2 separate regions of the Homo sapiens genome follow, and region 1 is linked to region 2. Evidence: read pairs that join two places in POLR2A ChIA-PET (ENCODE). Cell type or tissue: Panc1. All regions are shown on one strand. Links, peaks and the distances in the headings refer to the core of each region. The heading gives the core; the rest is flanking DNA. Region 1 overlaps LINC02879 (long intergenic non-protein coding RNA 2879). Region 2 has its middle 460 kb from the start of CDH2.

What was found. ChIA-PET counts read pairs that join two places held together with the same protein. Peaks named below come from ENCODE experiments on the same cell type or tissue, not always from the same donor. Only the 100,000 strongest peaks of a DNase experiment are listed, where the experiment ranks them.
Region 1: POLR2A ChIA-PET joins it to region 2 with 12 read pairs; 2 of 35 experiments call an interaction of 5 or more read pairs at or near these places.

The regions. Positions count from the first base shown.
Region 1 is chr18:29,162,915-29,168,309 of GRCh38, forward strand. The region is part of intron 1 of LINC02879 (long intergenic non-protein coding RNA 2879); the gene reads left to right. Among named protein-coding and RNA genes, the nearest start is that of LINC02879, 8.8 kb to the left of the region's middle. RefSeq lists an enhancer at 901-2,100. In Panc1, for the core only: no CTCF peak of the experiment used is centred there; DNase peaks (open chromatin) are centred at 1,347 and 2,557.
Region 2 is chr18:28,632,270-28,637,664 of GRCh38, forward strand. No RefSeq gene overlaps it. Among named protein-coding and RNA genes, the nearest start is that of CDH2, 460 kb to the left of the region's middle. In Panc1, for the core only: no CTCF peak of the experiment used is centred there; no DNase peak of the experiment used is centred there.

The DNA of each region.
Region 1 (5,395 bases), core at 124-5,123, 530 kb after region 2:
AGAACGATTTCATCTTTTGTACCAGAAGAGAGCATTACCAAAAATTTTAACCCATTCACCCACCAAATAAAGTTAAATCCCATCATTTTGCCATGAAGTAAAAATAAGACAAGGGGGAGAAACATTAGTGAACATGTAGAATTGTTCAGGAATCAAAATCCCTTAAAGGTTGACTTAAGTAGTAAACTATTTTGCAAACTTCAGGGAATATTAAAATCATAATAATAAACGCTAACATCCTGTAATATTCCAAAATATACTTTTCTCTCTCTCCAAGTACACCTATGTACTGCTGTTAAGCCCAGCACGTGTAGCTGTCAGGCAGGAGAAACCCTATTCATTGTGAATCAAATAAAATGCTGTCTGCTACAAAAAGAAAAGTGTTTTCCCTACTCTTGAGACTGCTTTCCAATTTTAAGAATGTATGAGACTTCTGTTTTAAAAATAGAATTTGACTCTTCATTTCAATTAATAACTGTATAATTATTTTCAGAGACTTGATCTTTATGAGGAAGCAGACATATTTGCAAAAAAAAAAAGTAAATAAAAATTAGCAGTGTAAAAGGATAAAGGCAAGAAACCTCAATGCTAAATATTCAACTCCCACATTGGCACCTTTACCTCAGCCTTCTGTCAGAAACAGTGTAAGTGATGGAAAAATGAAAAAGTAACATGTAGCGGCCTTGTTTTCAAAGTTGGAATTACTGGTGACTGACAAAGGAATCTACCATCTATGTCTGCTTGTCACTCTGGGAGTCAGCTGTTACTGGAAGAATAATGGATGTCCAACTTCTGATATGCCTTTCTTACCAAAGATGTGGATAACTATATTTCTGAATAATCATCAGCTCTTCTGTCATAAGTGATCATATTTCCACATTCAAGTTTGTTTTGTTTTTTCTTTCCCAAATTATCATGTGCCTGGAGAGTCATAGAATGGTCTCTCATGAATTCAAAGACACAGATTGTTTACTGTGAGGTTTAAGAAATTTACATGAATAATTTAGGTAATCATCTTACCCTTTTCCTCTGAAGCAATTGAGAAACAAGCACAGGAGTCAAATGAATATTCAAAAATTAAGTTTTAAAAACCAATAAAACCTGGATTGGAAGATGAAACTCAGCCCCAGACTGGAACCATATTTCTACTTCCTCCCCATCCCTTGTCCACAATGTTCCTTCTGCATCCAGAATCCAGGGGTGATGGCTGCAGTGCAAAACATACACTAGAAGATGACTTCATAATAGAGTGGTAAATATATAGTTAAGGATCCCAGAAAAAAAAGAAACTAGGGAACACAGTTTTTTACTCACTGGATAAATGAGTCTTCCTTTGGAAAAAATGAGTCAGAGAAGCCAGAGTGGGAGTATGAGATCCTGAATCCTGAGTCACTCTTGAGTGACTCAAGCCAACAGCAGAACACTATTAAAGTGCAAATATACGCTCTCAATTAAAAGCAACCACTTTTAATTCATCAGCATCTTCTCAAAGATAACAGCAGATGATCCAGCTGATACAAAGAACTACTGTCAAAACTATAATACTCAGAATTGAAAATTTCAGATGAAAAAATTGGAATATAGAAGGTATGGTGAGGTATAGGAGAAGCAGGTCCATGTGAGGGTCATAGTTCAGGGTTTCTGGTGTCTGTGCTGCTGCATTATAATTCTGGATTTGAACACAAACTTCAGCTACCATTTTGCTTTTTGCTAATCAACTTTCTAAGATAAAGACAGCAACATCTAACATCTGTATTATACTATCATCTAGAATTAGCAAGGTATACTATTTCTCTTCTACTTTTCTTTTGAGGCCACTTTATTGAGTTGCTAGTGCAAACTGTACAGGATATATTAATTTTTACCTTTAGTGGCATTATAAACAACCTCACCTACACTCAATATTAACACTGAACATAAACATTTGCTGACCACATCTAATTGTACTAAGCATCATACCTTAGCCACTTGGCAGATATTACTGCATTTACTATTCATAACTTTATGAGGTATCATTAAACCATTTTACATAAGACTCTGTTTCTATCTGAGAGTAAAACTTTTTCTATTGGGTGCAATCCCTTAAACAACTAAATAATCACCCAGGCAATAAGATAAGTGAACTTATTCAACATTTGATACTACTGAACACTGTATTTATCAAATCACTTTCTTTTCCTATCAAGAGAGAACTTTGTATTAATTCAGCTAGCACCCATGGACCCAGCAGTGGGCACCTACCTAAGGAAAACAGCAGTGAACAAGGCTCATGCTAGACTTCCTGTCAAGCCACCATCTAGGTGGCAATTGGTTGACTTGACACAGCTGAATTTTCTATTTTTTCTCAGAAGGCTAATAGACCTAGTAAGAAATGATGGAGTGTTAAGAATGTAAGAACCCGAAATCTAATAGAGCAAATGGTCTCCTCCAGGAAAGTATTATTTACTCATATCCGTATTACCTAGAAGTGGCAGAAAAGAACTGGAAGGGAAGATTGCTATGGATTACTGTATACTCCGCTAAGCATTCTCTGTGAATGAACTGCATTCTTGAGTGAATCACCACTGGCATTATTGAATAGTTTGAATTCCAGGGCTCTGAGCTACAATTTGGATGTTCCACAAACAGTGAGATACTGGAAAACTAATATGAACTCATTAGATTATGAGAAACTGAAATGAACAAAAGGAAAAATTTTTATTAACAGTCCAACATTAGTGAATTGGTCTTTATTTGCATTTTGTTGTTGCACCAATAGGGGATTTTTGACAGTTGTACTTTCATCAATTGGCTGAGAAAAATAATTTTTAAAAGATATTTAAAATGTATAAAATTTGCGTGAGTACATAGTAGGTATATATATTTATGGAGTACACAAGATGTTTTGATTCAGGCATGTATTTGAAATAAGCACATGATAAGGAATGGGGTCTCTTTCTCATCAAGCATTTATCCTTTGAGTTACAAACAATCCAATTAAACTCTTTTTATTATTTTAAAATATACAATTAAGTTATTATTGATTATGGTCACTCTATTGTGCTATCAAATAATGGGTGTTATTTATTCTTTCTATTTTTTTTGTACTCATTAACCATCCACACCTCCCCTCTATACCCCCATAACCCTTCCCAGCCTCTGGTAACCATCCCTCTACTCTCTGTGTTCACAGGTTCAGTGGTTTTTATTTTTAGATCACACAAATAAGTGAGAACATGTGATGTTTGTCTTTCTGTGCCTGGTTTTTTTCACTTAATGTAATGATATCTCAGTTCCATCCATGGTGTTGCAAACGACTGGGACTCACTCTTTTTTTATGGCTGAACAGTACTACTCTATTGTATATATGTACCACATTTTCTTTATCCATTCATCTGTTGATGGAGACTTAGGTTGCTTCCAAATCGTAGCTATTGTAAACAGTGCTGCAACAAACATAGGAGTGTAGATATATCTTTAATATATTGACTTCCTGTCTTTTGGGTATAGACCCAGCTATTGGATTGCTGGATCATATGGTAGGTCCAATTGTCGTTTTTTGAGGAACCTCCAAACTGTTCTCCATAGTGGTGGTACTAATTTACATTCCTGCCAACAGTGTACTAGTGTTCCCGTTTCTTCACATCCTTGCCAGCATTTGTTATTGCCTGACTTTTGAATATAAGCCATTTTAACTGGGATGAGGTGATATCTCATTATAGCTCTGGTTTGCATTTCTCTGAAGATCAATGATGTTGAGAACCTTTTCATGTACTTGTTTTTCATTTGTATGTCTTCTTTTGAGAAATGTCTATTCAAATATTTTGCCCATATTTTGACCAATCTGGTCAAAATTAGACTATTTAGAATAGAGTTGTTTGAGCTCCTTATATATTCTGGTTATTGATTCCTATAAGGTGGGTAGTTTGCCAATATTTCTCCCATTATGTGGGCTGTTTCTTCACTTTGTTGATTGTATCCTTTGTTGTGCGGAAGCTTTTTAACCTGATGTGATCCCATTTGTCCGTTTTTGCTTTAGTTGCCTGTACTTGCAGGGTATGGCTCAAGAAGTCTTTGTACAGACCAATGTCCTGGAAATTTTCCCCAGTGTTTCCTTATAGTAGTTTTATAGTTTGAGGTCTTAGATTTAAATCTTTAATTCATTTTGATTTTATTTTTATATATGGTGTTGGATAAGGGTCTAGATTCATTCTTATGCGTTTGGATATTCAATTTTCCCAACACCATTTATTGAAGAGACTATCTTTTCCCCAGTGTAGGTTCTTGGTACCTTCATCAACAACGAGTTCACTGGAGGTGTGTGCATTTGTTTCTGGGTTCTCTATTCTGTTCCATTGGTCTATATGTCTGTATGTTTTTAGGCCAGTATCATGTTATTTTGGTTACTATAGCTCTGTAGTATAATTTGAAGCTGGATATTGTGATTCCTCCAGTTTTGGTCTTTTTTCTTAGGATAGTTTTGGCTATTCTTGTTGCTATTCTTTTGTGGTTGTGTGTAAGTTTTAGGATATATTTTTCTATTTCTGTGAAGAAAGTCATTGCTATTTTGATAAGGATTGTATTGAATATGTAGATTTCTTTAGGTAGTGTGAATATTTAACAATATTGATTCTTCCAATCCATGAACATGAAATATTTTCCCATTTTTTAATGTCCTCTTGAATTTCTTTCAACAGTGTTTTATTGTTTTCATTATAGAGGTCTTTCACTTCTTTGGTTAAGTTAATTCCTTGGTATTTAATTTTATGCATGGCTATTGTAAGTGGGATTACTTTTATTTCTTTTCTTACGTTGTTCACTGTTGGCATATAGAAATACTACTGATTTTTGTATGTTGATTTTGTATCCTGAAACTTTACTGAATGTATCACTTCTAATCATTTTCCTATGGAGTCTTTAGGTTTTTCCAAATGTAAGGTTATATCATCTGCAAACAAGGACAATTTGACTTCTTCCTTTTCATTGTGGATGCCCTTTATATTTTTCTCTTGTCTGACTGCTCTAGATAGGAGTTCCAGTACTATGTTGAATAAGTGGTGACAGTGGCCATCCTTGTTTTGTTCCAGATCTTAGGCGAAAGACTTTCAGTTTTTCCCCATTCAGCATGATACTAGCTGTAGCTCTGTCATATATGGTTTTTATTATTTTGAGGTATGTTCCTTCTATACCATGTTTTTTTTTTTTTTTTTTTTTTTTTTTTTTTTTTTTTGAGACAGAGTCTCGCTCTGTTGCCCAGGCTGGAGTGCAGTGGCGGGATCTCGGCTCACTGCAAGCTCCGCCTCCCGGGTTCACGCCATTCTCCTGCCTCAGCCTCCCAAGTAGCTGGGACTACAGGCGCCCGCCACTACGCCCGGCTAATTTTTTGTATTTTTAGTAGAGACGGGGTTTCACCGTT
Region 2 (5,395 bases), core at 56-5,055:
TGTTAGATTTGATGGTGAGAAGTGTAAGGAGCTTCATTTTTGCCGTCTGAGAGTGATGAGGAGTCAGATGTTGATGGTTTGAGGAGAGATGAGAAATGTGGAAGAGATATTTAGAGAAAGGGAAAGAAAATTGACTAGAGGACCTCTATAAAGAATGCTGGGAATAGCCATTTGAGGTTTGTGCTCCAGTCAGCATCAGAGTGTTTTTCTTCAGTCATGTTTAACTGTTCAGGTACTGTCAAGGAATAAATTGAAAGCTGGTTTCCCTAGGGTTGAAGTTTACTTGGCTAGTGCCATGAAGAGAGGGGACAAGGGAATTGAACTTCCATATATGGAGTAATTATAATGGGAGATCATGTGATCCAAAGGCATATCCTATGGGATCTCATAGATCACTATAAAAACTGTGGCCTTTACTTAGAGTAAAACAAAAAAACATCAGAAAGTGTTGAGCAGAAGATTGACATGATTCAACTTTCTCTGTGGCTAGGGCAGAAGGAGCATGGGAGATAGGTTCAGAAGGGCCATGTCTCCCTGGGTCCTTTTAGCGCATTAGAACACCAGTATTTTAGTAGGCAGCATACACTTAAAATACAGTAGCTCAAATATTCCCACATCCCCTGTAAAGGTAGGTGTTAACAGATTCATTTTACAGAAAAGAAATCTGAGGTTCTGAGAGGTAAAATGACCCAATTAAAATCTCTCTTAACTCAGAGGTGGCAGAACCAAGATTCAATCATGAATATGAACTAAAAGGAAAAGAGAGAAAGACATCTTTGAATTTAATGGAAAGTAGGAAAATTTATACTAATGTTTTTTGTTTGTTTGGTTGACTTTGCCCAGAGGGACTTTGATGAGGAGCAAAGTTGTAAGGGACTTTTTAAACTAAGCTTTGTAATGCATAAAATAGACATGATCTGTTATGATAAATTTTAGCTGCTATTGATGATGATGATGATGATGATGACTTTATTGGTCAGCTTTCTGAGCTCCCACAGGTGCCCGGTGCTATCCTAAACAACTCATATGTGTCAATTAATTTAATCTTCACAACAATCTTCCATGTATAGAATAAGCATGACCCATGGGGAGAAACCAGAACCCACCTGTATTTTCAACCTCACAGTCCATTTACATCTTCTATGGAGGTGGTGTCACTCCAGTCACTGAATGCAAACTTAGGAAGTCACACAATTTTTCTGATGGATTTTAGGTAATAACATCATATAGTTATTTTTTGCTTCAAGATACTAGTCTCTATTAGAATGGCATTTTGATATATTAATAAACACTTCATTACTCAATGCAAGTTAAGGCCCCTCCTCTCTTAACTAAGGGGAGAGAAATATAATTGGATTTTCCTCTGATTCTCCTTTATCTCCATTTCTCCTTAGTATGTTTTTGGATCCCTCCTTGGTTGGATTGGGTAGAGGGTAAGGAGGAGAGGTAAGGAGTTTATGACAATTCTTACTTCCCCAGTATTGTCTTCATGATCTTTGAGACTGACTGATATTTAAAGCTGACTCTTTCATAGGGTACTTGTGGATTTTCTGTGATCCTCCTGCTGAATCTTTTTGATTGCAACTCCATTTGTCTCTGTGCAACTTTCTAATTTAACGTACTTTCATATATAAAAATTGGTAGTATAATTAGCTCCATTTTACAGACAAGAAAACAGGCACAGAGAATTTAAGAAATTTACCCATGTTCACACAGGCAGTGAGTAGTAGAGTCCATCTAATTTCTGAGCTTGATTTTGGAGCTTATACTCTTAACCACTAAGCTAAATAATGGCAGGATTGCCAAGCTAATACAGCTCTCACTCGTCTCCCAGGCAAAAAGCAAACATTCTGGGACAGCAGGACAGAGCCTAAGCAGCACACACAAGAGATAACTTTCTTGAAACTGCATGCCATAGACATTGACTAAAGCCCCTTTTTAGAGAAGGAGCTCTGATGTGCCACTTTCAGTGTCAAAAACCAACTGGGAACAGAACCAAAGTCTGTGAAAGGTACATATTCTGGTCCTTATAGCAGCCATACTTGTAGTTGGGTCCAGCTAGAGAACAGGGTTGAGAAGAGTATTGTTCTTCTCTAGAATTTTCTAAATGGGTACATTACGTGTCCTAAAAGAATAAGCCAAATACAGGAGTTGGAATTTAACCTTTAGCTGCCCCATCTTGGATGGCACAGGGCTCTGAGATCCTATCTATCGGGATGGAGAGTGAAGGTTAAGCATTAGATTATTGCAACATGTATATCTATAACAGATATCTTGTGCATTTTAGCATTTACACCAGATATCAGAGCTGGTTCTAGATAAGGATCCCAGAAACTTCAGCAATACCCGGAGTGTACCTAAAGCTGGTTCACACAGCCCTAAATGCATGAAATAATCTGCACTCCTACAAGTACAGATTTAACTCCTTTTAGCATTGGCCTGCTTAAAACAATCCCCCAATTTAGATTCTTAACCACCTGGATCTTAACCACTTTAGAAATCATTTGTCATTCTATTTTTTTCCCATCTCCCTCATTAGGAGAGAGACTTATCCACTTATCTTCTATTTATGAGTTTTCACTCTGATGGTTCACCGTCTTTACATCTGGGTGCCTGCTTTACTTTTTTTTCTTAGCTACTGCTTTTGTCTTTGATTATTAATTCTACAGACAGTCTTTTGAATAACATTTTATTTGATGTGTAACTGCCACACAGACCTCTCAAAAATCGCCACATTGCCTTACACCAGAGGGGGCATAGTGAGGAGGGACGTGGAGCTGTTCAGCTTCTCCAGTGCATAGAAACAGGATACATGCCAGAACCAAGTCTGTGGTACATGCTGAGAAGCAGATCAACCTGCTCATCAGAGCACGGGGATTTTTAGGGCACAATCAGCAGTGAAGTGTGGCCAATATGACAAGAGTAGGGTGTGGGCTGGGAGACAGCAATCCAGTGTTAACTTAAAAATCACAAGGTCTTTATAAATTTGGAAAAGGAGACATTTTTCTCATTAAGTATTACAGCCTGCAAGGTGGCCATTCTGACAGGCTGGGAAGTGTGCTTCAGGCTGAAACCATTACCAGGCACTTGGAAAGTGAAGGGATTTAGGTAGGAGCTTTCTGCTGAAAAGGTTGGCTAAACATATATATTCAATGAGTTAAGGAGGAGTTATGAATATTCATGAAGGTGGTCCTGACACATGCGTAGTGAACAAATATGTATGTAACATATGACTTATGTTCACCTTGGGGTGGAAACTTAACATTTAAATTCATTATATTTAGGTTCTGTAAGTCAAAAGGTCTTTTCAGGATACCAAGGCACTCATTGCACAGCCTCTGTAAACTGGCCAGAACTAGCCCATCACTGGTGGTCTTATCAGGAGAAAGTTACAGAAACCAGTCTCTTGTCTAATCAAAGCTGTAGCTATGGTTGGTGGAACAGGAGTGAGGAGTGAGGTGGTTGTCAAGGAGATAGGGGTGGGAGACTCAATTAGTCAGTGTCTGATGGTTGGTGACCTGCAATTGCTTCAATTGGTAATCTAAAGGCCTGTGCTTGTTTAGCTCCTAGAGAAAAAGGAACATTGTGGCAGTTAGAACATAGCATATTTTTTAAGCATAGTTGGGCATGACTTAAATCATTGCTTGGAATGGCTTAGGTCCTGGTTATAATTTAGTACTTTATTGTCACAAACAGTCCATTCTGTCAGTCTTATGATCTCCATTTTAACATTAATACAGTTGTTGTGTCTAAACAGCAAAAGGGAGGGGGATATAATGAGGCATGTCTGATCTTCCATCTTGTTGTGTCTAGAAATTCAGTTTTTAAGATTTTCCTGGGATCCCCTTGGCCAAGAGGAAATCTGTTCAATCAGTGAGGATCTTAAGATTTTATCTTTAATTTACGCCAGGAAAGAATAGGACAAATATACAGTGAAGTGTAAAGGGCAAAATGAGCTTGTCTGAATAAATAAATAAATTGTCATGGACACATTTAAAGCATCTGGCACATTCTAGTCAGATTTAGCCTTATAAGAAAAACCTAGAAACTGATTAAGGGGAAAATGAGGTTAAACCATCTTGAGAAAATGGGATTCAAAGTGCACAGAGAGAGACATGATGTTCTGTCAGACTTACAAAGTTTGCTGTCATGTAGAGGAAGGACATGGTGGTAAAACTGAAAATAAACACCTGGGGTGGGAAAGCTTCGTTAGATAGTCATGGATTCCAGATCTTCTGGAAAACTTCTGCCAATCAGTGTAATGGAAAACTTGGACTGGGATCTCCTCATTGACGTTAATGGGTATTTGTGTTTCCTCTTTTCCTTTGACAGAATTTTTTGGTTACTAGATATTTTACAATTTTCTTCATCTTTTTTTAAAGAAACAGTTATATGATTCAGCCTCATTTTAGAGAACTCAAACAACTAACTAGACTATAAAGAAGAAAATAAACAGCACCTTCAAAATAACCATGTTAACACTAAGATAACAACATTCAGATGTCTTTCTCTGCTGCACAAATGCAGAGAAGGGTGTACAGATAAAAATATTGTTTGATAGGGAGATAAAATGTTATAAAACAGGATTGTACTATGAATGCCAATCCAATAAGATTGTTCAACTTATTTTGACTTGATTATAAAAATAACAAAGCATCTGAATAAATAGTAAATATTTTGATAAATATTTACTATAGTTCCCTCTAAATTTATGGAAAAACTATGAAAGAAAGACCAAAAGATCGGAATCACTGTGCTCTATTTTTTGGAGCACATATTTTAATTTTAGATAGGTTTTGTAAAATATTTAATACACCTCTTACAAATTCTCCCACCTTCACTCCAATAATTTCAATTTTTTAAAGTTGGATTTTATTTTAATTGTCAAATTTTACATTTGTATTCTGTTTCATAAATATAATATCTACATTTTTTTCTCTTTTTACATGTATCTTTTCTTTGGCTAAATTTTATGTTCGAATGGTTTTACTACATTTATGTATTTCAAAAGAAAACTCCCATAGATGGTGAATTGCCCATAGGTTAGAGTATTTAAAAATGCCTGATTGTTTACTTAAATGGATTCATGACTTGGTTGTACACTGGTCTTAAGCCACGATTTTATTCCTTAATCCTTTGCAGACTTTAGCCTTTCTTCTGCCCATCAGTGCGACTTGTTTTTTTTCTAGAGACATGAAAAATCTTTAAATTTTTTTTGTTTACTTAAATAAAATTTTCCACGTATATAATTTTAAAAGTCAAATAGTTGTACTATAAAAGCCTACGATGAAAGCATTGAGCTTCCTATTGCCCCCTTTACTGATTTCTAATCTATTGAGGCCTTACTCTAAACCCATTGAACAGTTTTTTCTGCTAATTGCCTCTATATTTATAA